3 separate regions of the Mus musculus genome follow, and regions 1 and 3 are each linked to region 2. Evidence: chromatin loops called from intact Hi-C (ENCODE). Cell type or tissue: left cerebral cortex. All regions are shown on one strand.

The links. Hi-C counts contacts between places; a loop is a spot of excess contacts. Peaks named below come from ENCODE experiments on the same cell type or tissue, not always from the same donor. Only the 100,000 strongest peaks of a DNase experiment are listed, where the experiment ranks them.
Region 1: it touches region 2 in a loop (4-fold over the local background); 12 of 42 quality-filtered maps call a loop at or near these places.
Region 3: a loop joins it to region 2, with 2.8 times the contacts of the local background. A loop is called at or near these places in 18 of 42 quality-filtered maps.

The regions. Positions count from the first base shown.
Region 1 is chr2:120,170,234-120,178,233 of GRCm38, forward strand. Pla2g4e (phospholipase A2, group IVE) reads right to left here. Exons shown (of 20, transcript NM_177845.4): 13 at 6,489-6,711; 14 at 4,020-4,134; 15 at 3,420-3,557; 16 at 1,485-1,592; 17 at 875-1,078. Among named protein-coding and RNA genes, the nearest start is that of Ehd4, 20 kb to the left of the region's middle. In left cerebral cortex, CTCF peaks have their summits at 674 (motif pointing left), 3,669 (motif pointing right) and 7,156; DNase peaks (open chromatin) are centred at 664 and 3,672.
Region 2 is chr2:119,966,633-119,974,632 of GRCm38, forward strand. Mga (MAX gene associated) reads left to right here. Exons shown (of 24, transcript NM_013720.2): 24 at 1-2,949. It overlaps Mapkbp1 (mitogen-activated protein kinase binding protein 1), which reads left to right and starts at 6,067. Exons shown (of 30, transcript NM_011941.3): 1 at 6,067-6,536. The coding sequence starts at 6,420. In left cerebral cortex, CTCF peaks have their summits at 4,120 (motif pointing right), 5,853 and 7,459 (motif pointing left); DNase peaks (open chromatin) are centred at 4,154, 4,805, 5,770, 6,694 and 1 more place; H3K4me3 peaks cover 2,528 bases; H3K27ac peaks cover 904 bases.
Region 3 is chr2:120,064,348-120,072,347 of GRCm38, forward strand. Sptbn5 (spectrin beta, non-erythrocytic 5) reads right to left here. Exons shown (of 67, transcript NM_001370938.1): 17 at 7,615-7,745; 18 at 7,151-7,390; 19 at 5,940-6,227; 20 at 4,801-5,041; 21 at 4,537-4,676; 22 at 4,298-4,397; 23 at 3,565-3,735; 24 at 3,100-3,264; 25 at 2,510-2,724; 26 at 2,032-2,218; 27 at 1,600-1,800; 28 at 1,270-1,386; 29 at 80-225. It overlaps Gm52559 (a long non-coding RNA gene), which reads left to right. Exons shown (of 4, transcript XR_003954056.1): 2 at 3,968-4,088; 3 at 4,927-5,123; 4 at 5,954-6,620. Among named protein-coding and RNA genes, the nearest start is that of Gm52559, 18 kb to the left of the region's middle. In left cerebral cortex, CTCF peaks have their summits at 491 and 4,757 (motif pointing left); DNase peaks (open chromatin) are centred at 523, 1,091, 2,069, 4,700 and 2 more places; H3K27ac peaks cover 1,824 bases.

The sequences.
Region 1 (8,000 bases), 200 kb after region 2:
ACCTGATGTCAGCTGTGGGTGAGGTGAAGGCCCTGGTATGTACTGAGTGCCCTCCCTGGAACTTTCTCTCTTCAGCCCCGGCCTCTAGCCTCCCACATACTCCCTAGGGCACTGAGTCCTACTTTTCTGTGTAGGCTAGTGGACACCAGCATGCTCTTGAAGCTTTAGCAAGTCTTCTATGGGTTATGCACACAAACCCACTGTGACCCATCCATAGACCTAGTGGTGAAGAAAGGGCTTAAGGGCATCTTATAAACTATGGATACCCACGGACCCAGAGTTATCAGCCCCGTTGTCACCAGAAAGCAAGGACAAAATAACAGTCCATGCTGAAGGGAATTTGCAGGCTGTGGACAAATAAAACAACAGAGAAGATTGCCATATGGTGGGATAGGACGAATGTTAGCCCTAGTCCCTAAAGCCTTTTCAAGGAGGCATACAGAATCCCAGCTATGAGAGTGTGGCCTAAGGCCTGGGGCTGTGAGACTGAGCTGGGTTGTGTGTCCTCAACTGCAATGGGGGCACCACTCACAGTCAAAGGTGCTCCCAAAAGATATTGCTAAAAAAGTCCATATTTTTCCATTTGTACAACTGGGCCAACTTCTGAAGCTGGAACTGCTAGGAAGATTCTGTGGTCACAGTCAATTAACTAATTAATGCCTATATTGCCCCCTGCTGGCAAAGCCATATTCATTCAAGCTCTCAGTCATAAATAGAGTGTCATGCCCTGCCCCACTCCCCTCCTCGCCACCTCCCTTACCCAAGCTGGCTGTGTTCTGCCCATTAACATGACCAGAGGAGACCATCTTCCTCTATGGCCACATCCATGCTTGCTTTTCCTTCCTCCCAACTTTGCCAGCCCAGGTTGTGGTACCTTTCCACATAGAGAACTGCCTGTTCTGTAAGTAGTCAGTATGCAGCTGCATCCCGTACAGGAAGTTGTGGAACTCAGACACGAAGGGCCTGCGTGTGAGGATTTCTCGGAAGGTGTTGGACAGCCATGTCGTTGGGATCACTACTGTGGTCTCTAGGGGGTTATCGTCACACCTAGGGATTTCAGGCAGGATGGGATCATCTTCTGTAGGGAGAAGGGATAGAGGGCAGGTTACAAAAGCTGGGGTAGTACCTGGTTGCTTGACCCCAGAGAGCGATCCATTTTATGAGACAAGGGTGGAGGATATGGAGGGTATAGAAAAGGAGAAAGAGAAGGTAGGAAGGCCCCGGCGAGGATGGCGAGCCCAGAAGTTTGGTTTTTCTCTGTGCTCACAGATTCCCTAGGCTTATCAGCTCTCTGGATATCAGAAGCATCCTTCTGGCCTCAGCATGAGTACCGCCTACAACCGCCCTGCCCCCAGTGATGCTCTAGGCAAACTGCCTTCCCATGTCTGGGGTGATGTGGAAACCCTGACAGGCAATCAGTCCTTGCTTCATGACCCATACCCAGTATATTCACTACCCAAGAGGGGAACTAGGGTGTCACCCACCGATGTCATGCAGTCTCTCCCTTGTCCACCTATAGAAAAACTCCTCTGAGGTGTGAGACAAATTCCAGGCATCAAGCAGGTTCAGGGAAAAGATGCTACTCCACAACCCTAGAGAAGCAGAGAGGTCATGAGCAACTGTCCCCAGACTCCCTGCCTGCCCACCCCAACTCTCACTGGTTCGGCCTTATCCCCATGCCTACTCTAGGCCAGGCTATTTGGAGGGTGGGGCAGGGCAGGGCCGACTTGGATTTCTGTCTCCCACAGGACAGTTCTATGCAGACTGACGGTACCAATGCTCAGCTCTTTTTCTCCCTTCCCTCAGTGCAGGGAGCAGGGAGTGCTTAAGGCATAGCTATGTCGGGGAATGACAGCTGAAAGTGTAGGCTTTAAGTTCAGGCCCTGCTCTGATCTTGCATCAGTCTACATGAAGAAAGCATTAAGACAGTATCTGGTATACAGTAAGCCTTGATACACATAAGGCTGGATCTTACTTTTAATGTAAAATTTATATAGTAATATTATAAAGATACATTAAAATTTCAATAATAATAATAATAATAAAGCCAGATATAGGAACTCACATCTGTAGTCCCAGTAGGGAGGTTGAAGCAAGAGGACTGACATGAATTTGAAACTAGCCTAGGATATTTATAAAATAAGTTCCAGGCCCACCTGGGCTACAGAGTGAGACCCTATCGCCAACAAGCAAATACTAATGATTATATTCTTAACTTAATTTAATTTCTCATCTTACATGGAGATGAGAAAACAGGTCCAGAGAAATTAGGTAATAGACAACCTCTGTGCAGCTAACATGTGAAGAACCAGATCAAACTGATCTACAGGTTTGAGAAGCATATGGGACCAAGTCTCAGGGAAGAAGGAACTGTGGGTTGTGAGCTGCAGTGTGGAGTTCGTAGAAGAAATGAGCCTTGAGTTAGATTTTCTGAAATGGGTTGCTCTGGAGTAAGTCGATAGACATCCTGTTTAAATAAAAGAAGTTCAAGCCGGGTGGTGGCGCATGCCTTTGATCCCGGCCCTCGGGAGGCAAAGGCAGGCGGATTTCTGAGTTCGAGGCCAGCCTGGTCTACAAAGTGAGTTCCAGGACAGCCAGAGCTGTCCTGTCAGTCTGTCAGTATACAGAGAAACCCTGTCTCCAAAAACAACAACAAAACAAACAAACAAAAAAAGAAGTTTAAACAGCAGCCCTTGAAGCTGTAATGATAGGCTTATTTTCTGAGGTCACTTTTTGCAGATGAGACTCTGAAGCAAAGGACAAAGATTGGCTGTCACAGTCCGTGGACCCTGTACTCAGTGACCTTGGCTTCTGAGGAACCAAAGAGCAAGGAACAGGGAGCTGGCTAGGCTTCCCCAACCAGTGGCTCTGTCCTTTCTGTTGGGGGTCTTCTCTGCCTGGGATCTGAGATGCTGTGTCTTTCCTGCAAGCAGACCCACTGCTGCCTGGAGCCAGGCAGGGAGAAAGTTGGGGTGCTAATCTTCTCTCTCATGGGGCTGGAGAGATGGCTCAGTGGTCAAGAGCACTGACTGCTCTTCTAGATAGAGGTCCTGAGTTCAAATCCCAGCCACAAATATCTTTTTAAAAATCTTTTTTTCCTATCTCAGCTTTCCATATCTCAGATCTTCCATGCAAGATCTTCTGAGTAAACCTCAAATAGACCACAGGAGCCCAGGGTGCTGGGATCCTCCCTTTACTGAAGTCTCCCTGGGCCTAACAGGCTTTGGGAAGATTAGAGCAGTTGCGATCTGGAAGTAGATTCAGGAGCTCCTCCTGGTTTCATGCAAAGCAGCAAATCCAGAAAGTTCAAGAGCTCAAGGCTAAGCAAGGCGACCAGCAATGGGCCCGGATTCTCCCTGTTATCTGTTAGTCAAAGGCAGGCCTGGCCCTCTCTGGGGCTGAGTATCTTAGGGAGTCACCTAGCATGTAGCACATCTCCGGCTCAGGAATCCTCTTCATCAGCCGCCCCATGAAGAACTCGGAGCCAAATAACTCGCTGGGGATGAAGGCTCCGTACTTCTGCATGCCCACCTCGTAGGGGGAGAACTCGAACCATTCTGTACACAGGGAACAACATTAGTCTCAGGTTGGGGAGTCATCCACACAGCCTTCCCTCCAGCCCCCCAGTGGCTCCAGGGCCATGGGGAGCTTGCGATTGCAAGTTGCAGTTCCCCTTTGTTACACAAGGGGGCACTTGCTGCAGGACAAAACAACTCTACAAATCGCTGGGCTCAACTTTTGCTCCCTGAAGTTGGATAAACAGGGGCAAAAATGGACCCTTCTACGTTCCCCTTTTGAGCAGCCTGAGAAAATCTTAGAGTTTCATTTTTCACCGTCTTCATTTCTCACTGACTCTTTAGATAAGCCCCGGAACGTTAGGAGACACTGCCTGATCGGCTCCACTTATGAGGGAGATTTCTTCAGCTGTGGGGCACTGTTTATTGATGTGGAGATTGGTAAAGGGTGTGTTGTACCCGCCAAGAAGGGACCCCATCTAAGTCACTAGCCAGCAGCGTTACCTCTGAAATCCTGGTTGCTTACATCATCCTTGACATTGATGGTGAGGTAGATGGGCAGAGGGTTCTGTCCCCTGCACAGAGCAGCTCGCTGATCTGACAGCTTGCATTCGTTTTTCTGTAGGGACACCAATGCTTAGCGGAGGTTGCTGACACTAAGTCAGTGAAGAACAAGAGAACAATCGGAACCCTTAACAGCTATTTCCAGGCTCCAGATGCCCCCAGGTGACTTGTATTGGCTGCAGCCGACTGGAGCTGTCAACTCTTAAATGCATTTGGAGAATGCATAGCTTCTTCTTAGGCTGCCTGGCAGCTAAGTAGGGTGGGGCTGGCTCTGTAATTTAAGGCTGTCTCCTGGGGTCTCAGGGTTCTCGTGTCTCAGGAGCTAGAGGATCTGGTGGAGGTCAGAAAGGGCACCATGGTTCCTTCTTAGTGCTATTATTTCCCATTCACTACTGAACCTGAGTGGCACCAGGAAATTTTGTCTTATTATTTTGGTGTGTTGGGTTCTCTCAAAATTTAAGAGGAAAATCTCTTTCCCCTGTCCCTCCCTCCTTATTTCTTCCTTCCTTCCTTCCTACCTTCCTTCCTTCCTTCCTACCTTCCTTCCTTCCTTCTTTCCTTCCTACCTTCCTTCCCTCTCTCCCTCCTTTCTTCTTTCCTTCCTTTCTCCCTCCCTCCCTCCTTCCTTTCCTCCTTTTTTTCCTTCCTTTCTCCCTCCCTCCCTCTCCCTCCCTCCCTCCTTTCTTCCTTTCCTCCTTCCTAACTAGAGGCTTAAAAACCTGAAAGTAGGTGACAGTCTAGGTAAACCCCAAGTCCCAAGAGTTCTGTGTGTCATTAAGGCAAATCCTGACACCTGGGCCACTGTGTCCCAAAGTGAATCAGGCAGCACAAATGAGGCAAAGCTGAGGTACTAGGGACCCAAGCTCTGACTATCTGTGGTTACCCTGTGCATAAAGACTCCGGACCCTGGGTGGAATGGCAAACACTTGTGCTGGCCAACAACTCTTAGCCCTTCTCTGAAGCAAAATAGGGTACTTATCACACGTGGACCCAGAGATCTGAACAATATAGGATTAAATGTCCTAAAAGTAAAGCCACAGACTCAGGGAAGAGCCCAGTTGGGTCAGGAGTACTGGAGGGCAGTGGGTTCCTGCTGCAGCCAGAGTGGAAGAGCAGAGGCCTCCTCCTAGCCGTGCCTCTCTCCTCCTAGCCCAGTTCTTCATTGCACGAGAGCCTCAGAACACTCAGACTCTCTGCCTAGAAAGCTGTCGTGTTTTCTCCTCATCATGTGGGCTACTATCGATTATTATTGCTACAAATTGTTTTGATGCCCGTTGTGATATTGCATGCTTTTAATCCCATCATGTGGGAGACAGAGGCAGATGGATCCAAGGCCCTCTTCTGACCTCTGTGGGCACACGTGGTACAACCCCCCCCACCCCCCACAGACACCCCACACACACACACACATACACACACGGAGGTGAAACAATCATACACATAAAATAAATCTAAATAATTATCTTTCACCTAAAAAAAATGAAAGAGGAATAAGTAAATATTACAGATGAGAGCTAGCCCAGTTTGGTGGCACATTCAGGTAATCCCAGCACTTGGAAGGAGGAAGCAAGAGAATAACTACAAGTTCAAAGCCAGCTCCAACTATGTGAGTCCCAGGCTAGCCTGGGCTATACAATGTGAGACTTTATCTCAGAACAACAACAAAAAATAAGAGTCAACTTATTGTTGACTGCTCAAAATGCCTCATTTCCTTTTCTTTTTATGTGTTTCATGTGTTTATATGTGTGGTATGCACACATATACTTAATGTGTGTTTGCATGCATGATGGTGTATGCAAGTGTGTATGTATGTATATATGTATGTATGTGTGTGTATGTGGGTGTATGTGTGTGTACATGTGTATGTATGTGTGTGTATATGTGTGTATGTGTGTATAGATTCCAAGGTTGACATCAGCTGTCTTCTTCAATTGCTTCTTACTTTGTTTGTTGAGGAAGGGTCTCTTGCTGGATCAGGAACTTAACACAAGGGTCTTGCTGTGAGTCTTTCCAGGCCACACAACACTTACATGCTTCTGTTTGGTTTTTCCTTGTCTTTGTGGGGTCAGACTGAAAGCATGATTAACAGCTCTCTAGCTCTGCTCAGCTCCTTTCCCATTTTCTCCTGTGGATGCTTTGGAATGGCTTTCAGAAAATACGCTTCGTGTATGCAGGGGAGCACCCAGGCTCGCCCAACATGGGGTCTTAGTTCTCTGAAAGGGATGTGAAAGATGACCTCACCATCTTTATCACCCCAATATGTGTTTGGACACCCCATGATTCTTCCAGCATGATGGTGCACCTGCAGGTCTAACCTAATGTTTTTGGCCATAGAGGCTCAGAGGAGGAAAGACTATGATTTGATACCAGTCTAGGCAGGTGGGACCCAGGAAAGACTTGAACACTCACTTTATCTCCCAGACTGTACTCGATCAGCTTGCCCCAAAAGTCTGTAAACGTGGTCTTATAGCCCTCCTGGCTATGCTTTTGGAGGTCCTCTCGCCATTTGTAGAGCTGATCTGGGAACAGGGCAGGCATCTTGTCTTTGACAACATGTCTCCGGGCCTCAAAGACAACAGTCTCCAGGTTTTTGGAGGACCACTCAGGATCACTGTACAAGGTAGCCATAGTCCTGGTGAGAGACAAGCACAGATGACCCTAGACCTGGTCTGAGCAACTCTATGTCCAGATGGGACAGAAGATGGGCAGATCATGAGATCATGGGGAGTCCCAAACCTGGCAGGAGAAGAGCCCAGAGGAGAGGGAATGAGGGAGGCCTGTGGCAAGAGACAAGCAAACACTGCACCTCGTAACTGACCGTTTCCCTCTCTTGAATGCATGTTGTATGTTGGGTGTATCACGATAGTTGAGATAAGAATTCTGGGCTCAGGGCTGGAGAGATGGCTCAGTGGTTAAGAGCACCGACTGCTCTTCTGAAGGTCCTGAGTTCAAATCCCAGCAACCACATGGTAGCTCACAACCACCCAGAATGAGATCTGATGCCCTCTTCTGGTTCTGGTGCATCTGAAGACAGCTACAGTGTACTTAGATATAATAATAAATAAATCTTAAAAAAAAAAAAAGATTTCTGGGCTCAGATCTTCCTGGGTTCAAAACCAAGCTCTACCACTCACTTGCTATGTGATCTTGGGGAAGCTACTTAGCCACTCTTTGCCTCAGTGTCCCTAACTGAAGTGGCAAAGAATTGTGATTGGTGTACCCAGCTCATACAGTTCTTGTAAAAAAAAATTAAAAAATCATAAAAGCTAGCATTGTGTGAAGCACCAGAGCTGTGAAGAGGTAGGGATGGGAACATCTGATTCCTGGATTGGCTGATTCCGGACTAGGACACTAATTCAAGCTTCACTTCCTGGAGCCCAGAGCTGCTCTTCCAGAGGACCCAGATTCAACTTCTAGTACCTACATAACAGCTTACAACTATCATTAACTCCAGATCTAGGGGATCCAACACCCTCTTCTGGCCTCTGCAAGCACCAGGCATGCACATGCTGCACAGAAATACATGCAGGCAAAACACTCACATACTTAAAGTAAGTATTGAAAAGGTTTGTTTCATCTCGTTGCTCCTCCTCTGCCTCTTCTCCTTCCCCTTCTTTCTCATTCTCCACCCCCTCTTTTCCTCCTTAACTTTTATGTGAGCCGGGCGTGGTGGCGCGCACGCCTTTAATCCCAGCACTCCGGAGGCAGAGGCAGGCGGATTTCTGAGTTCGAGGCCACCCTGGTCTACAGAGTGAGTTCCAGGACAGCCAGGGCTATACAGAGAAACCCTGTCTCGAAAAACCAAAAACCAAACCAAACCAAACCAAACCAAAACAAAACAAAAAAACCTTTTATGTGGACTGTGGTGAATGGAGGCAGCAAGGCTGGGCCTGAGGTCCTCTCTGTCTCCTGCTTGCCCCA
Region 2 (8,000 bases):
TTCCTTTTTAGATTAACTCTGATAATCACTAGATTGAAATGATGAAAAACTTACACTGCAAATGGCAGTGGTAGTAAATCTTTCATTGGTTTTGCGCTGCTTGCTCTAGACAGGTCATCAGCACTTAACCTTTCCTGTTTACTACAAAAGCTGATAAAGTAAAAACAGTATTCCTCAGCTTCTCCTCTGTCCCTTCTGTCCTTTACCCAACTGACTTTATCCAATGCCTTAGCCAAGGAGTGCAGCACCTGTCGCCCTTGCTAGCAGCTGTCCTCAGAGACGCTAGTTCTTTAGCCCAGGTATAGTAGTTTCCAGTGGTCTTATTGCCTGTTTCTTTCCCGAGTGTTCTTCTGGCTTCCCAGAGCCCTTTTGGGTTTTGAGAGTCAGACAAGAAACAAAACAAGGGAGTGAATAATCCTCAGGAAACAATGGACCATTGTGGCTTCCGAATACTTTTTTCTCTTTTCTTTCCTTTCCTTTCCTTTTCTTTCTTTCTTTCTTTCTTTCTTTTTTTTTTAAATTTGAAAAAGCATAGAAAAAAAACAGGTCAGGGTTTATTCTTTATTGGAAGATACTTGCCTGTGTTTATGAAAGATGTACAAAGATAGAGATGAGATTTGGTTCAGGGAAAGCTGCAGATGTCATTACAAACTCCCAAGATACATTGTTCTTAAGACAAATTTAGGAGCTATCAGGCCGAATTTGAGGAGGGTTTAGTCTTTAGAACAATCATGTAGTCTTGACAAAAATAAAAAATCTCCCTAAACTCCTACCCTTTAGCATTTCATTAGGAGAAACTGATCTATTAAAATTATATGTATGATTATGAAAAGTGAATTCAAGTGAGAACATTGGAGGAACCTGGAAAAAGCTCCACCCTGACTAAGAAGCATGATCTCAGTCGACCAATAACTCGCCTTTTATACACCTGTAAATACATGGAATGTTTTTAAGGATATAATTATGTCAGATTTAGCATTTTCTTTTATATATTAAATATATATCTTTAATTTCTGCTTTTGAAAGTGATTATTTTTTTAGAAATAACAGAAGTTTGGCAGTTGAAAGGCAAGACATGTGAACCTGAAATAAACCAATTATACTAATTAAAGCAGAATTTGGTGTTGGGAGGTTTGTGCCTGGTTGAAGAATTCTTTATGCCCTCAGACATATTTGAGAGAGGGTTCCATTGAAGAGATCTTTTCTGAAGCTTCTTGACTGGAAAGCTTTCGATCTGTCATTTGGGAAGACCTTTGGTATTCTAGTCCTTGTAGCATGTCTCAATTGGAACTTCAAGATTATGTACAATTTGATGGCAAATATTTGCTGTTCCATAGTGAGAATAGTTTCATAATACCACTGTCTTTATCTGCTGCCTTGGGGAACAACAGGACAGAAACACAATCTTATGTCTGGAGACAATAGGTGTTCTTTTTAAATTTGTGTGTATATATTGGCTGTGTGTGCCTTGTTGTGTACATGGAGCTTACAGGACAACTTTGTGGAGTTACTTCTACTTCTCTCCTACCAGGGATCCAACTCACATTGTCAAGCAATCACAGCAAACACTTTAACTTACTTGAGCCATCTTGACAGCTTCATTGGTCTTCTTAAGACAAGATGTTAAGGGGTTTCATACTTAACAGAGTCTTCTTATGGAAGTCTTTTAAACATTGAACTGTCCTGACTTAAGGGAGTTGACAGATCAAGTTTAGTTAGTTGTATAAACTTCATTAAAAGTGTTTACCTTATATACTTTTATGATAAAAGTTTTTTGTGCCCCCAGAATTGTGGATAAAATTAATAGTAGGCCTTTTTTACAGTTTTGAAAATGTTTTGAACAGAAAAGACAGTAGACATCTATACATCCATTTACTTGTTTGTTTTTTGAGATGGTCTCACTATGCAACCTATGGCCTGGGATTCTGTGGAGACCAAACTGGCCTTGAACTCACCAAGATCCACCTCCCTCTGCCTGCAGGGATTGAAGGCATATGCCCATCTTTATATTTTTTTTTATAAAATTCCATACATTTTTCCTGACTGTACCAGTTATTTCTAGTGGAATTGTGTGATCAGTGCATCTTGAAGACAAGTCTGCAAAGTAGCAATGCCACTTGTCTCTAATAGAATTAAGCCATGGACAGTGTAGGCAGCTTGTTTTCAGGAACTTAAAGGCTTATATCCTTATTTCTTTTTCTTTTTTCTTTCTTTCTTTCTTTCTTTTTTTTTTTTTTTTTTTTGGTTTTTCGAGACAGGGTTTCTCTGTATATCCCTGGCTGTCCTGGAACTCACTCTGTAGACCAGGCTGGCCTCGAACTCAGAAGTCCGCCTGCCTCTGCCTCCCGAGTGCTGGGATTAAAGGCGTGCGCCACCACGCCCGGCTTAGATCCTTATTTCATGGAGAGTCACTGGTACTTAAAGGATCAGAATAAACTGTTTGCACAGAATTGTTGCTTTTGAAGAAAGCACTTTTAAGGGTCCTTTAATAACTTAATGTATCATTGCTAATTAAAAGTCCTTCCCTCCCAAGTGTGATGACTGAAGTTGAATTCTTAGAAACTATGAATGCCAGCTGTGTAATCTCAGCACTGGAAAGGAGCAGACAGGGAGGATTCTTGGTATTCTCTGGCCAGCTAGTCTAGCCTAATGGGTTAGCTCAGGCCAACAAGAGACCTGTCCCAACAACTTGGCGACATTCATTAGAATTCGCTAGAAGTGGTCCTCTAGTCTCCATACCCACATACAAGTGCAGATGCACCTGCATGTACACAGAAATTAACTCATTTATCAATGACTTTAGTACATAGAAAATTAAAGCTCGGGTTGGTAAGATGACTTGTAAAGGTGCTTGTCAACACTGATGACCAAAGTTCAATCCCCAGAAACCATATAGTAGGGAAAAAAAAAACTTGTACCATGGTAATATGTGTACAACCCCCCCGCCGCAAAAAAGCAAAAAAACTGACCAGAACCACATAGTTAGACCTTGTCTCAAGGAAAAAAGACTTGATTCTATGCCTTTAATTCCTGCATTGGGAAGAACAGAGGCAGGTAAGTTCAAAGGTGACCTGGTCTACATAGTTTGAGGCTAGCCAGAGCTTCATAGTGAAGCTAAGGTAGGTAGAATTATTGCCTATTTATGATGAAAGTGAGCTAAAATGCATCTTGGAAATAAAATTATTTTCCTATGTACAATTTTTAAAACTATAATTTTAGCATATTTTAAACTGCTTTACAGAGATGGTGTTAAATGACAGCTACGAAGATATGGGTTAGGAGGCTAAACCAAACAAGGTGGAAATTTTGAGACATCCTAAACTATTAAATTCTGTCACTATAAACTTATAAAATGGACTTCCCCCCCCCCCCCACCAATGGGAAATCGGCCTTGGAAGCATTGACTTGAAATCCATTTTGTTTCCAACTGCACTCATTGGTCTCAGCTGTCTCGCAGTGCCTTGCATGTATAGGTGCTCAATAAATATTTGAACTGATGAGCAAGTGTTTATTCTAACATGTTAGTTTCCCAGGATCTCTGCACCTTGTTTACCTAGGATGAATTTTAAAATCGAATCTAATAATTCTAAGCAAGACCACTATAGCATTTTTGAAGCATCTGGAATTTTTAGAATCTGATAAAAACCATGCATACTTGTTTGGACATACACAATCAGAATGCTGTGTTTGGTCAGCTGTGTTTGGAGAGCAGGATGATACATTTGGGAGTAAAGAGATTGCTTCTCTTCACATTGCACTTGGACACGTTTTGAGGAATCTATGAAGCACAACACTATTCCCATACTAGCATCTTTTTTTTTTTTTTTGACCTTAGCTTGAAAACACCCAATTTCAAGAGTTTTGTTCCCTCATTAAACTTTCTCAACTTCAATGAGTCTCACCTTTAGATATGGAAAGCAAGTGCTTAGAGTTGCCTGTGCAGATCAGACCAGATGAAAATATTTCAGGAATGAAGGTGTCTTTAAGGAGCTAAGCCATAATAGCTTTGGGCGAGAAAGGACGGACACTTTGCAAACCCATAAAAGTGAAACAGATTGCCCAAAGAAAATATGATAAACCCGGTCAGAGAAGAGCAGGACCTGTAGTACACAAATTAAAACACCAGGTGGTGGCATTTGTTAGCAATGTACAGCAGCTTTGTGAGTAGGTCAAATCGCAGATGATTAATGGTGCCGAGTTAATATAGTTAGAGGTGATCATTCTTGTCTTCGGGTCTAGGCGGTAAAATTGGAAGTACCATTTTAGTTTCCTAAAATCTATAATGTGTGGCTTTAGGCGTCCAGTTGCTGTTGACATTTGTATCCAATACGTAGCTATATAGTACACAGGTACCTTCCTGTTTGAACACAGATTGTGCAAGTACCACTAAACTTTTTTGTTTGTTTTTTGTTTTTTCGAGACAGGGTTTCTCTGTATATCCCTGGCTGTCCTGGAACTCACTTTGTAGACCAGGCTGGCCTCGAACTCAGAAATCCGCCTGCCTCTGCCTCCCAAGAGCTGGGATTAAAGGCATGTCCCACCACCGCCCGGCCACTAAACCATTTTTTAAGGATCCTTCCCTCTAACTACCATTTTCCTCAGCAGTTCCTACGGTCTGGAATGGGGGACATGTCAGTGTACTGTTCTAGTTGGGTACAGGCCTTTTGGCTTAAGCTAGCCTTTTCAGAAGGCAGTTTTATTTTATTTAAAGAAATTATGTGTTTGGGTGTTTTGCTTGGTGCCTATGATGGAGGCCAAAAGAGGGAGACAAATCCCTGGGAACTGTTGTGATATGCCATAAGGGTGCTGGTAAATTAAACCTGAGTCTTATGAAAAGAAGCCAGCGCTCTTAATCACCAATCCATCTGTCCAGCGCTCCCCAACCCCCAAGGTAATTTCTTGAAGTAGTAGCTAGATGAAAAATTCTAGCCAACTTACAAATCTATGAAGCATGAGTATGTGGTATTTCCCCTATCTCCATGAGCTAGAACAAAACAAAACAAACAAAACCTGATAGCAGCAAACTTTGACATCGGTGTCAGCCCTAGGGGTGTTTGCAATTTTTGAAAAGACAGAAAAGATCTGGAGTAGCAAAAATACTGTTAATGCTGTTAACAGTATTTCTTGTTAAATGCTATAAGGACGTTGGCAGCTAAGGAAATGATGGATTATATCATGGGTGCCTTTTCAGTTCACAACCTACCCTAAGGCTCTATTTTGAGGCTTGAGTCTTCCATCACTGATAGATTAAGTTCAAAAGTGTGTAAATTGAGTTACTCTGCGTGAGTCATTGTGTTAGGCTGGCCGGAATCAGAAACGATTCCAACTGCGTTAAATCCCAGCACTTGGAATGGAAAGGAGTTCTTTTGGCAGCATCCCAAACCCCCCCCCTCCTTTTTTTTTTTTTTTTTTTTTTTTTTTATGAGTTAGGAATTAAATTTCAGCCGTAATCTCCTAGGCCCACCAAATATCAATCTTAGGCCTGGAGGCGTGGTTATCAAAGTTCTCTAAGAGGACCATGCCTGATAATACCGTAAAAGGCCAGGTTCTCTCAATTCTAAAGCAATATTACATTGACCTTCCTTTAGGAGCGGTACCCACAATTATACTGTGCAGAATCCGAGACCTCTGCGTTCTTGGTTCATTCCTTGGTTCCGCCCCCATAGGCATCAGTCGTCCAATCGGGAACCAATCTGCCACAGACCGCACCCCCTTTACTAGGCCCCGCCCTCCCAGCGCAGCTCGGCCCAGGCTCTAGTTCGCGTTTTGAGCCGCTGGTGCCACCATAGCTACTGCTGCGGCTGCGGCAGCAGAGCTGAAGCCGTCGATCGCGATGCCGGAGGGCGCTGTGAGCTGGGCCCCAGCGAACGGGGGCGCTGACGAGTAGTAGGGTTTCTGAAGTAGGCAGTGGGTGTGGGGGGCTAAAACGGAGCTCCCAAGACTCGGGTGCGGGAGGGAGCTTCTCGCATCGGCTCGGGCCAGCGTGAGCCCGGCGGCCAGCTCGGTGCTTCGGCCCCTTGCCCAGTGGCTTCGGAGGCCTCCTCCCTTGGACACCTCAGTTACCATGGGAACACTTGGGCTGTAACCGGCGCCCGACTGGTCACTAGTTCATCCGATTCTTCAGTTAAACGCCTCTGGCAGGTGTGGGCCTGACATTTCTTCACTCCAGGGGTCGTCCTCCCCTTGTAAAAAAAAATCTAGCAGGCTAGGGTGGGGATGGGGAGTGGGAAAGCGCAGGGCAATGCCCAGAGTAAGAGTTGGTGACAAGCAGAAGACACCTACTGTGATGATAAGGTTGCTTCTGCCATCTCAGGCCAGTGAAAGTGCATATCCGAAGGCTGTGTTGAACGAGAAGGCAGTACCGCTGTTGAGACAAGTCCAAAGGCTAGGCCAGGGACTGTCCTTAGGGGCTCCTCGTTATGATGGCTGGAGAAGGGTCAACCATTACTAGCCGTATCAAGAACTTGCTGAGGTCTCCATCCATCAAATTACGCAGAAGTAAAGCAGGAAACCGGAGAGAGGACCTCAGCTCCAAGGTGAGTCCTGTTGGGAGCCACCTCTTACCTACTCTGTCCTCTCCTGCACTTCGTTCCTTTTTTTTACCTTTCTCTTTCTTGAGGGGCAGGAAGGGGGTGGAAGAATGAAATTTCTCTGTTGGCTTTAAAAGATCATATACGCTTATCTTTGACGACCTGATTTGAAGTTGGAAGAACAGCAGGCGTGGGTGGGCATGCTGAGACGCAGCCATGGCTTGAAGAAGGGCATAGGAAGGCAAACTGGGTTTAACAGGGCCTCAGTTTAAACTAAGTGTGTGCTTGGGAAACAAGTTGACATTTTATGACTCAGTTTCTCTTCTTAGAAGAGTACAGTGAGATCACATATTCTGTAAAGGACCTAGCTGTGACTAATGTATTAGTGTAACAGTTGGGGTTATAATGCCAGACTGTACAACAGAAAGAATATACTAATACACTTCATCTAAGAGAGCAAAACAATTTTTTGACAAGCTTAGTGATGCATGCCTGTAATCCCAGCACTAGGGAGTCAGAGGCAAGTTCAGCCTGGTCTATATAACAATTTCCAGGGGGAGCCAGGGCTACATAGTGATACCCTGTCATGTTCAAAGATGTAGAAGATTGGGCTGGCAAGATTGGACTGGTAGAGACCTTTGCCAACAAGCCTGATCTGATTTTGATTCCTCGGACCCACATGGTGGAAGGAGTAAACCAACTCCTGGAAGTAGTTCTCTGATCTCCACATGTGCATGCACATATGCAGGGGAAGAAATAAATGTAAAATGGTTTATCTCTTTAAGATACTTAAGTTGCTGGGCTAGAGCGATGGCTCAGTGGTTAAGAGCATTGGCTGCTCTACCAGAGGTCCTGAGTTCAATTCCCAGCAACCACATGGTGGCTCACAACCATTTATAATGAGGTCTGATGCCCTCCCTCTTCTGGCATGCAGGTGTACATGCAGATAGAGCAATCATATCCATAATATAATATAAATAAAGATACTTAAGTTGCTTTAACTGGAACGTCTTGGTTTCTCGTGATAACATGAAGGAGCCACGTGTGTGTGCCAGAAAGGCAGCTCTCCTGGTCTGTCCTTGTGGCACTGCTCATTCTGAGCATTGTATGCCAGCATCCTTCTTCTGGGCAGACGTTCATCCATCTTCCATTCTTATACATGTCTGGGATTTGGTCCTTATACTTTTTTTTTTATTTGTTTGGTTTTGTTTCAAGGCAGGCTCTTGTTACACAGTCCTGGATGGGTTCGAACTATAAACTTGTGCCACAGCCTTCTGAGTGCTGGGATTGCTGGCATGCCCAGCTCATATTTTATTCAGTTTTGAGACTCATCACAATTTGGGGCATACAAAAGTAGAATACATTTATTTACAAGATTTCCCTTGAGGGAGTCTTGAGCATTGTTCCCACAGGATCAGATTAGGTTTTGTGTCTTCCTAGGAGCCCATAAACATAGTAACTCTGTGTGGC
Region 3 (8,000 bases), 98 kb after region 2:
CATAGGGCCATGGCAGGGAACAGTCAGCTGTGGTTAGGGTCCCTGTACCCACTGATGAGGGGTCCACAATGTCTCTCACCGTTCGTCTGCCAGCTTCCGTAGTGCCTGCAACTTCTCCCGTACCACACCCAACCGCTCAGGGGCCTCAAATTCAGCAAGGGTCTGGAACCTCTGCTCGAGATCTTCCATGGAGCTCCAATAAAGAGCTACCTCCTGCTGGAGCATCTGCCAGGGTCAGAACACAGGCAGGGTGGTCCTTCATCTCTCTCACATCTACCCCCAACACAACCTACGCATTCATCCCCCCAAAGTGTTCATTCAACAACTCCCAGGCTTATCTCTCTACCTCTCCACTCATTCAGTTACCAGTGTACTCCTCCATCTACCCACTCATCCGTGTTCATCCACTTAGCTTCACCCATCCGCCCATTACCCACTTAGGTTTACTGTTTTACAAAATGAAGATATGCTCTCCACCCCTAGGGGTCTCACTACTTAGCAGGAAATAGTCAATGGCGGGAAGCTTGGGACAAGGATGGGGAGGTTCAGGAGGCATCATGTTGGACCCCAACACAACATGTAAAGATGGACTAAGCTGAGCAAGCCTGTCTGCATGCCCGGCACACGGAAGCTGCATTTGGCCAAGCCTGCAGACATACCCCCCCCCTGGGAATAGCTCACTGAAAGTCCCCAGCCACAAGACACCCCAAAACAGTGACCACTGAGGCACACAGGAACATATCCAGGAGATTTCCATGACAAGAGGCAGGAACACCCGGAGCAGAGGCTGTGGAGCCTGTTGGTTCTAGGAGTGTGCTCTGGCCTTCCTCCCTCCCTCCTCCTTACCAGGGAAGCGTGTGGGAGGGGGTGGGTTTTAGGATGGCAATTGGGTTAACAGAATGGATGAGGTTTAGAGCCTCAGAGAAGGACACCTATGAAGGACATGGGGTGGCCTGGAGCACGTGACTGAGGAGTAGGAAAGGGCTCAGAAGAGATGAAACGAAGAGACAGAGGCACCCCAAGTCTTCATAGAGACACGAATGCGAATCAGGCTCCAGATGGTGATACACTCCTGAGTCACAAGGCTGGGCTGTACTGGCAGCAGGTGTTCAGGGAGGAGGGCGAATCGGGAATTGGGTGGGTGGCGGATGGGGATAAGAAGGAAAGAGCAGGGTTCTGTGTTTCAAGACGTAGAATGTGCCCTTCAGAGTGTCGCAGACCTCCTCCTGGCCCACTGTCACCCGTGTGGAGATGATCAGGACACAGTACCTGGTGTTTCCTAATGAGCCCACTGGTAGCTTCCTCATTACTGCCGTAGTCCTGACTGCTTGCCAGAGGCCGCTTTTCCTCCACCCAGGTCTCCATCTCTGACACGTTCAGAAAGTACTGCGATGAATGACAGTGACTTGCCCTGTTGATCTTACCTGGGACCCTTCATCGCCCATCCTGGTGACCAGCAGCCTGCGAGAAGCCTCTGGGCACTTATGGGAGTCTTAGCCCAGGGCTTCCATCACAGGCCTCCCTCCCTGAAGTTCCCACGAGCCCTCTCTCCCATAGCTGGTCCGCTATTCTGCAGACTCCATCCTCTTGATCTCCTACCTGCTGGACAGTGACAGCCTGTTGCAGGCAGTGTGCACGTTCTTCACACGCCTGCTCCAGTCCTGCCCAGTGGCTTTCTAGCTTCTGGCACTGTTCCACGATATGCTGAGCTCGAGGGTGCCCAGAGGCTGCTAGACGCTGACCAGAACTTAGCACCCTGTACATGTGCCTTACATGACCTTTCACCTCAGCCTGGAGCATCTGCCACAGAACAATGGGAGTCTCTTAGCCACAGATGTCCAGATTAGGACCACAGAGTGTCTCTAGTTCTAGATCACTACAATAAGGATACCTGGAGAAAAGTGGATTTGGAAATCAGGACACCCAAGGAGAACAATTTAGAGGCCAGGACACCCTGAGTGGTGGCAGGGGTCTTCAAAGGTCAGGGAATGAGATGTTGGGGGCGTGGCAGAATATACATGGTGCTACTACCTTGTGCTTTCGTTGAAGGCTGTGGGCATCATGCCAGCACTGGGCAGGGCAGTTGAGAGCGGCATTGGGCATGTGCTCAGCTGCCCATGTGAGCTCCAGGTTGCTAAGGAGATTAAATTCATACAGCTCAACTGAGGCCTGCAGTTGCTGGTGTTGGGTGGCTAGCTTGCTCTGCAGGGACTTGAACCTGGTAGAAGGAGAGAAGATAAATAGGATGGAGAAGGAGCCAAGACCAGGTCATGGTCTTTTCCTTATCCCCACCAGGGACCCATGAGGAACAAGGCCGGGGAACAGAGGGAAACCTCTGCAGACAGAGAAGCAGCATTGGGCCTTCGTGGTGCAATGTCCTGCTTAGGACGCCTAACTCTGTCCTGGCACTCCCACTCAGAAGGGAGAGAGTGGATGCCTAGGTCCCCTAGGTGCCACTCAGTCCTTAGGTTCACAAGGCGTGTGTGGAGGGTGAAGATGGCATAGCCACCTCTGGTGACACTTCTGGCTCTCCTCCAGGATGGTCCAGGAAGTGAATGCATTGTGGGTCTGAGAGATGAGGGCATCCATCTTGCTGGCCAGTGCCTGGCTCTTGTCCTCTAGCTTGCAATGCTGTCTCTGCAGCCTCCGGCTGGAGCACAGGTCCTGCCCGGTTTCTGTGCTCTGCAGGGCTCCCTCCAGATGCTCCATTGTCTCCTGGACATCCTGGGGCAGGTGACAAGAGACTGTATTCACCTTTCCCTGCAGCTCAGCAGGCAACCCTGCCGGGGGCTCTGAGTCTACAGAGTTCCCAGCCTCAGATTCACCACAGAGCCATCAGGTCCTGCCAACTGCTAGTGTGCAAACCAATTATACATCTTCTCTGGGCAACTTGAGTCGTGATAATCACACTCTAGACACACAAAAGCCACTCCTGTGGTGGCCTACTGCACCTTAGCCTTCTCTTGGCCAGAGCTCTGTACAGGACTTCATGAGGACAGTCTCTCCGGCCCTTTCTGTTCTGCCCAATCCCATCCTGTCCCAGCCAAATCCTGGCCTTCCTCCTTGTGTTCCCACCCCCACCCCACATTCCCCAGGGACCTGTATTAGTTCTAGGAGCTGGTCCTGCTGTCTGGTCTGAGGCAGCCTATCCCCTCGATCTTCCATCTTGTGGTTCAACTCTTCCCATTTGTGATTAAGGCTTTGAAGTCTGTCCTGTATGTCCTCCTGTGCATATGGGTTGCTATGCAACAGTTCTTTCCCAGCCTGGAATGGAGACAAAGGTCCAGGCCACTTTTTGATGAGCTGCTAGGACAGCACCAGCCACAGCCTACTGTACCCAGGGGGCAGGAGGCAGGTTGCTGGCTACAACAGCTTTCCACTAGCTGCCTGAAATGGTGGCAGCTTTTGGAGCTGATTTGAGTGTCTATCTAGGGGGACACCCAGCTAAGTGCAGGAGGCAGAGGGGACCCTTCCTTCAGTGACTGTGCTCCATAGAAATAGGCAGGGCAGTATGTGTTGGGGATCTGAAGACAAGAGGGCCTTACCCCTGTCCAGCATCCTCACCTGCTGTAGCTCTTCCATGTACCTCCGAGAGGCTAATAGCTCACTCTTAGTTATTTTGCGCCACTTGAGTTTCTGCAGAATGTTGCTTCCTGCTTGGGAGCGCTCATCAGCCACCCTGGGCCACTTCTCCTCCATCCACAGCATTAGGCCTTCTTCAGCCTGCTTCCATTCCTGCCCAAGAACCAGGAGAGAGGGGGTCTCAGAACCCAGGACCTAAGGACAGGGCTCTGTGGGGAAAACGAGATCCAGAGCCAATTCTCGGGTACAGGGGAAGGGGGTAGAGCTTGGATTGTTCTGATCCCCAAATGGGGCAAGGATATTGTGCCCAAAAAGTAGAAATGCCGGTCAGGTGCTACTCTGACAGATGACACCAGATTGAGTGTGGCTCTCTTAATCTAAATAGGTTCTTGAAGGCCTGGCCTGGCTAGAGAGTCACACTAGCTCCTGAACACGCATCAGTGTTAAGGTCTGAGGCTGTTTCCCTTCACCCATGAAAACCCTGGCATGCCAGACCATGAGGGCAGGTATGTAGTAGGATAAAGGGGGGTGGTGGGGGGGTGGGCAGGTGTTAGTCAAGGAGCCCTTCTCTGAGGAGCACAGTGACCACAGCTGTGGCTTCCTTATGGAAACAGCCAAGAGCTGTGCTTCAAGGCTGGGGACAGAGCTCTGTAAACAGGATCACACTGCCTCAGTGCTGCTGGGGATGTCTGTCTCCTGCAGAGCAGGCAGTCACCTGCAATTGGAGGGAAGCCAGCAGCTGGACCCTTCTCTGCTCACTCCTCTCTTGGACCCTGGTCCACTGGGCCTGGGCACTGTGCAGCAGCTCTCTGATCCTGGAGTGTGGGAAGAGGAGAGGGCTCTTCTCTGCTCTGAGTGCCCCCCTCCCCCAGCCCAAGCGAACCCTGCGCCCCCAGTCCCCCAGCCTTAGACAGCAGTGGCCCGCCCAGGCGCTAAGAGATGCAGCAGGCTCACTTGCTCACGGCAGCTGGATGGCTCAGAAGCAGCTTCTCACCGCGTGCACGGAGGGCCTCTGCCCGTGATCCCAGGGTGCTGCGGAGCCACCCCAAACCCTGGTGCTGCTGCAGCAGGCTCTGGGCCTCCCTTATGTCCTCCTGGTACAGAGACCTGAGGTCAGCCCATCCTCAGGGCCTTCCTGCCCATCTTCTGGACCCAAGGAGGCCCAGCTCCCTCTAGGGGCAGTAGGGTGACACTTCATTTCTACTTCCCGAACGTTACCCCAAGGTTGTCCAGCTGCAGTAAGGCCTCATGGCTGGCACAGGTGGCCATGAAATCATCTACTTCTTGGCCAAACCCCTGCAGCTCCAGCCCCTCCCAAAACTTCTGCTGTCTCTGCTCCCACAGAGCCTTCAGCTGCTGGCTGTGCTGGCCTAGGAGCCTTAGAGCGCTGGCCACCTCCTGGGACTGTGGAGAGTCTGAGACTGCCACCGGCTGACCCTGAGCCTCCAGCTGCTGCAGCCTGAGAAAAGCAACAGACAGAGCATCAAACCACACCCATCCCTTCTCATGGCCGCTTCAGTCCTTCATCGCAGAGCCCTGAAGTGAGGCTAACTGGCTGACCAGTCCTATCGGCTCACTTTCTCTAGGACAGCTGTGCCCTGGCCTATGAATAAGACGGAATGCAACAGGCTCAGCAAAGTGCTCACGACCCATGTCACACCCTCCCTAAGTAGATGGCTAGTGGCATGCTGGGACAAACACAGCTCAGATCCCTCAATCCACACACGCCTGCTGTCAGGGTTGCTGGACCCTTTGACCCAGCAGAACAGGTGCCCTTTAGGATAGATGCTGCCCCCACATTCTGGAAACAGGTGGCATGCATGGCCGTGGGAGGCAGGAAAAGCCAGCACTTCCTCTAAGCTGCTGCAATCCTAAAGTGGCTCGGTGTATGTGACAGATGGGGGGCAGATGCTTGTTTCTCAGGGCCCACTTGATACCCGTCAGGCTCCTTGGAGACGGCAGAGCCTGGGGGTTGTACATGGTGGCTGTGTTTGCTCACAGAGCTGCACATCACTTCTGAAGGAAGTGAGGGGGTAGCCATCTTAGTCCACTGGTGGGTCCTGGGCCCTCTGACTGTGGAGGCCAGTAAATGTACTGGTCAGAATGGGAAGCTAGACTTGGGGGGACATTATCATCTTCCCTGTAGGATGGTAGCTGGGCTAGAACTGAGAGCCTCTCTGGCAGCTCAGTGTCCGGAGGCCTTTCCTAAAGTATGCAGGTTGCCTGACGCAGGCTTGGATATCTCCTGCAAACCTGCCTGCTGTACTATGCTAGATACCGGTCTGACTCATGACCCTGGAAACCACATTGCTTTGGCCTTCCTTTTATGAACTTGAAAACCTCAGATCTGTCCTGACCTCTCTTCCCACAGGCAGGTCTCCTCCTGTAGGGTTCCATGCCTCCTCAGCGGCCGCAGGGCTGAAGCCTCAACCTGCCGCTCCTCTTTGCTGCACAGCTGAGCCTGGATGTCCTCTGCCCACAGCAGCAGCTTCTGGCTCTCCTGGAGGATGCCTCGCTGAACCCGAGCCACAGTCTGGACCTGGATCTGCCGGGCCACCTGCCCTTGCGCTTGCTTTAGCAGTGACTGCAGCATCAGGACCTGCTCCCAAAGCAGCCTGCTCTCTGGGGAGCCTGACTCCATCACCCTGCGGGATTTTAACCGCAACAGTCAGTGCCCCAGGCCTGTGTCTCTTGGGAAAGTGGTGACAACTCTGAAAGTCCACCCCTCCCCTAGCTAGACGTTGCACAGGCATAAGGCTCTCCCTTTCTCTGAGTGTCAGAAGCCAGACCCCATCCAAGGCTTTCTCAGGGGTCCTAATGAAAGGACAGAGGTTGCGTCCTTGCCCAGCGGTAGACCTTGCAAGGTCCAGATTGGGGCCTGGGCCTTGAATGAGTTAAGGTTTCAGTTCCTGGGAACCTGTCTTTCCCCTCTGAAAAGCTGTGGTTATCAGTCCTAAGAGAGCAGTGTCTGGGGTATCCTGTGTTCTCTTGCCAGCATTGTCTGATTTAGCTTTCTAAAGACCTTGGCCATTCTCCCCCTGCACATAGCATATAAGACACTGTACTTCTTCATAAATCTGCTTGGCACATGGAAGCTTGTGCAAAGCCCAGCCCTGGCTTTTATGTCTCCTTTATCATCTCACCTCCTGGGCCCTCCCATTTGAGGCTTGTTAGGGAAGAATGACCTGCTGGTCCGGGTCATGAGAGCACGTTCTCACATCAACAGTCTCTGGCGGCTGCCCACACCCTTTCAATAGCCTATCTTGGCCATCTCCCATCCCAGTTCCTGTGCCCTTCCTCATTTTAGTTTTTTAAAGATTTATTTATTTATCTTATGTGAGTATACTATAGCTGTCTTCGGACACACCAGAAGAGGGCATCAGATCCCATTACAGATGGTTGTGAGCCACCATGTGGTTGCTGGGAATTGAACTCAGGACCCCTGGAAGAGCAGTCAGTGCTCTTAACCACTGAGCCATCTCTCCAGCCTCTGCCCCTCATTTTATTAGAGCTTCCCTCTGTTCTCACTGTTTCCCCGGCACCATCACCACCCCAAAGCTGGCCATACTCTATGGTTGCTCTTTGGAGGTAGGAGATCTTCTTCTCCAATACCAGGACCTTCTGCTGGGTCTGCTGTAGGGTATGATGGCTGTCCCCAGAGCTTCTTGTTCCCAGAGTCTCCAGCCTGCTTATCACATTTAGCAGTTGGGCTTGTATGGGTTCAGACTCCTGTAAAAGACTGCACACCTCCATGCCACGTGTCAGCTGCAGGAGTTTCTCCTCCTTCAGGGCTTCCAGCTGCTGCCACCTGAGCAGAGGATCCAGGGATGTATCCAACACAGGAACACCTCCCATCTACCCCGCGACACACACCTATCTGAGGCCTTAGACTGGGCCTGCCAGGGCAGAAGCCTCCAGGCTGGTGGCCCTCTGCTCTCTCCTCACTGCCTGATACCATCTAGCCTCTCCACCTGAGGATGCACCGAGCAAGGTCCTGTCCCACCCTGCATCCCCATCCCTTATTGTCACCACCTTTGCTTCAGGTCCTCCTGTTGTTGTTGGATTTTCGAGATGTGTCCTGGACATCTCTGCTTCAGTTGTTCAGCAGTGTTGATGGCCTCTGCCCAGTGGCCTTTTCCAGTGGCCAAGGTCATGAGAACATTCTGAGGCAGAGGAGGAGAGGGGGGAGAAAGAAGAGGAGGACCCAGACCTCTGGAAGGCTGGCTCTTCTCTCTCTCCGTACCCCTTTTGGGTGACAAAGGACCTTGGGATGCTTGGCTCTAAGACATCCCGCTCACTTTGAGTCACTAGCCCCCAGAGTCAGACCTACAGCCTTGGACCCTCCCCAGAGAGGACCAAAATAAATATGGTGGCTGGGACAAAACCGTTAAGCAATGCCTCAGTGGTGGAAACTCTGG